Regions from separate parts of the Mus musculus genome. Here region 1 is linked to region 2. Evidence: chromatin contacts called from ENCODE POLR2A ChIA-PET data. All regions are on one chromosome and are shown on one strand. The core of a region is the stretch at or near the end of the contact, and the rest is flanking DNA. Distances in the headings are between cores, read along the strand shown. Region 1 overlaps Usp54 (ubiquitin specific peptidase 54). Region 2 holds the start of Sec24c (Sec24 related gene family, member C (S. cerevisiae)).

What was found. ChIA-PET counts read pairs that join two places held with the same protein, here RNA polymerase II (POLR2A).
Region 1: POLR2A ChIA-PET joins it to region 2 with 16 read pairs in Patski. The contact joins the enhancer-like site here to the promoter of Sec24c in region 2. POLR2A ChIA-PET finds 5 or more read pairs at or near these places in 2 of 5 experiments (Patski and embryonic stem cell).

What each region holds. Positions count from the first base shown.
Region 1 is chr14:20,605,982-20,608,909 of GRCm38, reverse strand. Usp54 (ubiquitin specific peptidase 54) reads left to right here. Exons shown (of 21, transcript NM_030180.2): 2 at 1,005-1,828. The coding sequence starts at 1,682. Among named protein-coding and RNA genes, the nearest start is that of Usp54, 11 kb to the left of the region's middle. Within about 2 kb of position 1,295, at least 1 of the 3 ENCODE cell types and tissues checked has a DNase peak (open chromatin) inside an H3K27ac peak, as active enhancers do.
Region 2 is chr14:20,673,048-20,675,983 of GRCm38, reverse strand. It overlaps Sec24c (Sec24 related gene family, member C (S. cerevisiae)), which reads right to left and starts at 1,663. Exons shown (of 23, transcript NM_172596.2): 1 at 1,596-1,663; 2 at 1-26.

The sequences.
Region 1 (2,928 bases), core at 46-2,545, 67 kb after region 2:
CAGAGGGTAAAGGCATTTGCTGTCCAACCTAATGCCCTGGGTTTGCTACCAGGAGCTTACATGGTGGAAGGAGAGAACTGACCCCTGAAAGCTGTGCTGGATGTAGCTGACTCACACCTTTAAGCCTCGCACTCTGAGTTTGAGGCCAGCCAGGTCTACATAGAGTTCCAGGACAGTATGGTGAGACCCTGTCTCTCAGCTGCTTCCTTCCAGGAATGCTGCTTGATTTGATACTACTTTGTCTCACAGACAGACATTTTGGTGAGTTGAAGCCAAAAGTTGGTCAGTGGATGATGGCCTCTCATTCCAGGCCCCTCGAGATAATTTCAAGATTTAAGTGATTTATAACTCAAATTATTTCTCTGATTCTCTGGCAAAATATTGACTAAACAAATCAGTCAAACAAGGCAAAAGATAAGCCATAAAAGCTTGTCTTTTGGACTAGATATTGAGGACATGTGGTCTAATGACCACGAGGGATTCTCTGGGATGGAGCCTCATTTTCCTAGAATGGAATCCAAACTGCTGATGTGCCCCCCACCTGTAACCAGGATTTCATAACTGTGCTTGGAAGGCAGCTTTAGAAAAGTACTTTAATAACAACACCCAGAGGACAGACTTCCTTGCTTGGTGTTTGCTATCTTACTGATTTTTGTTGTTTTTGTTCTTTCTTAGCTTCATTCTAGAAAGTTTGTGTTTGGTTTTTATTTTAGACTAGTTCAGCTTTCATCTTCAAAGTTAAGAGTTTTCCATGAAAGTGAAGCTGCCCACATTTCTTTTTTTTCTTTCGTTTGGCATTTCCCTTTTTTTGTTTCTGATAGTCTCTCTCTCTCTCTCTCTCTCTCTCTCTCTCTCTCTCTCTCTCTCTCTCTCTCAGCATTGTTTGTCAAGGTTTCAAGTTTATGCTGAGAGGTGAGGCAACATTGTTCTTGGCAGAACAGTGCAAAGCCAGTAGAGTCATTAAATGACGTAAGCTTTTGATTTTTTTTTTCTTTCTGTTAAAGCTCTCTGGCACAGCTGGCTATTCTCATCTCAGAAGAAAGGAGAAGAGACTTTCTGAAGATCTGGTAGAGAAGATAGAAGAAATTTGGAATACAACCAAAAGGTACAGCAAGGAACATCAACAGCAGCCCTACCGAGAACGCAGACAAACTTCTCGGCTTGTGGTGTCTCCTCAGTTGTTCAGAGCTTGAGTTTTGCTCGAGGATGATGAGACAAGGCACTAAGAGGGCAAGGAGGAGTGTGCTAGGTTCCTGCCACTTCCTCCGGGCTTCAGTCCACAAGAAGCATTGTAAGAAGGGCTGAAGAACAAGCTGTGCTTGGTCCTGAATACTGTTGACTTGAGGATTCCATCTGTTTCACCAGGCGTGTAGGGAGGCCGTTTTAGCAACATAGCTTCCTTAGCAGTACTTAAAGACTTTTCTCTGCATTGGTCATGTGCCAAGTTACATTTTGAACATTGGGGCAGGTGAAGGAAGGACAGCTTTGGCACCTGGATCTAAGGAGACACCTGAATTCCCCGAGCTTACAGATGTGATGTTTGGGAAGATCTAAACTCAGCCTTTAATTGGAACAATTTTCTGGATTTTTTTTTTTTTTAAAGACTTCAAAAGGCACAGTTCCTTGCCTATCAAAAAGACATAAAGCCCCCCTTTCCCCCTTTGGGCTAATGTGAACAATAATGTCTTGGAAAAGAAATTACTTTTCTGGAAGCCGAGGTAGTGTTCAAGGGATGTTCGCACCTCGGAGCTCAATGTCCATTGCCCCCAGCAAAGGCCTCAGCAATGAGCCAGGGCAAAACAGCTGCTTCCTCAACAGTGCCCTGCAGGTAAGCCCACCTCCTTCTTTGTGTTGGTAGTGTTGTTTGCAGATTTTCAGATGTGATACTTGATGGCTCCCAAGATCATATATTGTGTTTATCTGGGTGATTTTAGGCAAAGCTTTTTATCTTTTCAAATGTCAGTTACCTAATTTGTAGAATTGGACATTAATAATGATAAAAAGCATTGTTAATCTGTTTCAGAATTCTTAGACTATGTCTTGAGAGTAGTATCTCTCTCTCTCTCTCTCTTCATGCCTATGGTCTGGGGTGTGTGGGTGCACATGTGAATGTCATCTTGCTTTGGCGATCTTCCACCTCTGCCTACCCAACACTGAGATCATAGGCAGGGTTGCCATGCCCACCCAACATTTACTGGGTACCGGGATCTGAACGCTGGTCCTCTTGCTTATGCAGCAAGTGATTGGCTAACTGAGATATCTCTCAGCTCCAAGGATAGTGTTGTTTTCAGGTTGTAGAAACTCTAGGTGTGCTGTGGCCTAATTTTCCAGAGCAGTTTTATTATTGTTTTCTTCAAAAAAGATTATTTTTATTAAACTGTGTATAGGCATGTGTGTCTGCATGTGTTCATGGAGACCAGGGGTCTCCTGAATTATATAGAAGTTGTAAGCTGTCACGTGGGTGCTGGGAATTGAATCTGGGTCCTCCAGAAGAGTGGCAAATGCTTTTAAGTACTGCCATCTTTCCAGACACACCCCCACCCCCTTATAAAGGTAGCATCTCACTGTATATCCCTGTTGGTCTAGAACTATATGTAGACCAGACTGGCCTTGAACTCACAGAGATCTAACTGCCTTTGCCTTCCAAATTCTGGGATGAAAGCTGTCTGCTCCTATAACTGACTCTTTGTTCTTTTACCTTTTTTTGGTTTGTCTTTATACGTATAATATATATTATATATAATATGTATATATTATATATTTTGTTTTTAATTTATGTTCATTGGTGTTTTGCCTGCTTTGTGTCTGTGTGAGAGTATCAGATCCCCTGGAACTGGAGATACAGATTTGAGCTGCCAGGTGGGTGCTGGGAATTGAATCTGGGTCCTCTGGAAGAGTAGCCAGTGCTCTTGAACTGCAGAGCTATAT
Region 2 (2,936 bases), core at 414-2,913:
TGAGAGCATCCCCGATTTGATCTCACCTATTGAATGAAGGAAAAGAACGAAATCAGTCAAAACAAACTTTCTACGGAGGGAGCAACTATTCAGGGAAGGAAGGAAGAGATGAAAAGGGATTGACCTTATCAGGCTGTGATCAGTTGAACTATTCCCACACTACTACAGGATCTCAGAAACTTCCTGCCCCGCCAGTATGCAGTCACTTTCTTCAAAGCAAGGGTTTTGTTACTGTGAACCCCATGTTGTGTCACTGCCAAGAAGGTATAAATTTCAACTTCAGACAGACTTAATGGAACAGAACAGCAGCAGCCATTCTCCAGTGGTATGACTTTCAGTGTCCAGGCAGTCACACAGAGTCCTCTGCCTGATAACTACCATGATGTTACAGGTAAATAAAGCAATGTTTCCACTTTCCATTCATTGTATCTACCACCAAGTCATCCATTCATCCCCCAAAACAGAATAACTTCAAATGTACTAGGTTTTGTTCAAACACACACACACACACACACACACACACACACACACACACACAAAGAAAAACTGTAAAGTAGCTATTTGGGAGAAACAGTATTCTTTGTCTGACCTACAATAATCCAAATGTTACTCTGACCCCAGTCTTTCCATGAACAGAATGTATTAACCTCACAAATGAAACATTTAAGATAAAAAAAAAGTAGCAATATTCCATGGCAAAGGTCATTCATCTCATGTCTCAAGCAGAGGACTATGGGTATTCTACATCCAAGAGCATGCCTGTAATTGTTTCTGTTCTAAGGTTTGTTTGATAGGTCGCTATCAAACTATTGCAATCTTGCCCAGGAACAGAAGGATGAGTTGGAGGTCCTTTTCAGGGGTCATTCCAACAAGGGGACTGGAGATCTAAACATCCTTCTAGTTATTATACAGGCAGAAGAGGCCCAGGAAGAGTGAGACCTCCTTTCAGGTGCTGCAGTAGAACAATAGGTTTCTCTTTGCTAGGAGAGCCCAGAAGCTAAACCGCTGCCGGACTGAAAACTCTGTAAAGTCAAAGCCATTTTAGAACAGTCCTTCCAAACGCTAAACGTTGCACATGCCACCAACATCAAGCCTGGGAAACGTCCCTCTCCCTTTAATTTCCTGAAGGAGGCTGAGGGACCGAATAAGCTCAGAGTCAAACTCCAATCTTGACTCCATTCTAGGGGGATAGCCGAGGGTGACAACCGAAAGGGGCGGGGCAAGCTTCCTAGAACTCTGAAAGTACCCGAGATGCGGAGGCTTGAGCGCTCCAGAGATCGAGATCCGGAAGCCAAGCCAGCCTCTAGGGCCACGAAGAGGGCCGGTTCACTAAGCAGTAAAGACCAATCCTCTAATGCCCTTCAACATGCTGGGAGGGCGAAGCGAGCCGGAACCTGGGCCAGGAGGTGAAGGGAGGGGTCCGGGGACCTAAGACCGATCGCCGGCCACAGATGCGAGAGGTGAGGGTCTCTTTCTAGGCCCCGCCTCCAGGCTCCTCCCTTTCCTCTAAAACCGGACAGCGATCAGGCCAAAAATACCCTGGCCTCTCCTCAGCATTCCTCCCCACCACGCAACCTCGCGATGCCACTCCTCACCCGGCTCCAGATCCAGGTTCGACTTCGTTCCTAACGTCAAGGCTCCCAGGCTCAACTTCCGGTTCCGAGGGGGGGGGGGCTGGCGTGCCGTCCCCGGAAGTTCCGCCCCATGCTCTAGGGCTAGGCCACTCCTTCTGCCACGTCGGCCTTAGGCACGCTTCCGGAAACCCGGATGTTGCGCATGCGTATGTGGTGTATCCCGTCATGGACGCAGTCTGTAAAGTATTGCTGAGTTTCATGCTTTTTTTTTTTTTTTTTTTTTTCTTTCCTTTCCAGATTTTTCCACATTTTCCAGACTTTTTTTATGGCTTTACCAGCTGAGAGGGTATTGAGAAAACTAGGTCAGATTATTTTTAGTAACGCTCCCTTCGTCGTGTGTTGACTTTAAGGACAGCTAGTCTTGTATCCACTTCCTGTTAACCTTTCACCCCGTTGATTTGCGTCCCTACGGTAGAGCTCACCCTGACCTTTGAGCCACACGTGGTAGTGGTAGGGTGGGTTCTAACCCTCGACTTTGGGCCGATTAGTTCAATGTTTGGACAACTTCTGCCCCGGTTTACTTCTTTAATGAAAAGAATTCGTGTCGAACAGTGAATTGGGATGAATTTAGAGACGTTTCCTAAGATTGTTCAGTATAATGTTTATTCAATAAAGATTAGTTACCATTTTATGCCTTGCCCTTTTTTTAATAGAGGTAACTCTACCAGAATATAAAGACCTCCCTGCTCTCTGTTAAAAGAGCTACAATTCTTTCAGTAATCATAAGACTCTTCAGAGAACAATGTTAACTAATAAATGATTATTGCTCTTTTATCCTCTAATCAGTTTTTTGAGACTGGATCTCAATTTATAGGCAGACTATCCTGAAACTGGATATATAACCCATGATCACCGTGAACTCCCACTTTTTATGCTTCCAACCTCTCCGTTGCATGCATTGGAATTCTTTCTGTGCTGTTATGCTTTAAGCACTTCTTTGGGCCAACTTAGGTTCATGAATAGAGTAGGCAAACTGTTTTGTGGGGTTTTTTCCTACGTAATGGTAGTTACACAGTAATGCATGCTTAGAGAAAAATGGGCATTTAAGTTTGCATGTCAGTTACTAACCAGTCAGTTGTTTCTGTCTAGCTTGTTTTAAAATGTCTTATGTATGGGTGTTTTGCCTGAATGTGTATCTGTGCACTTTGTGACTACAGTACCTGCAGAGGCCAGAAGAGGGCACTGGATCCCCTGGAACTGGAGTTAACAAATCTTGTAAGATACATGGATGCTGGAAATCAAACCCAAGTCACCTGGAAAAGCAGCCAGTGTTCTTTGTCACCAGCCCTGTTTCTATCCACT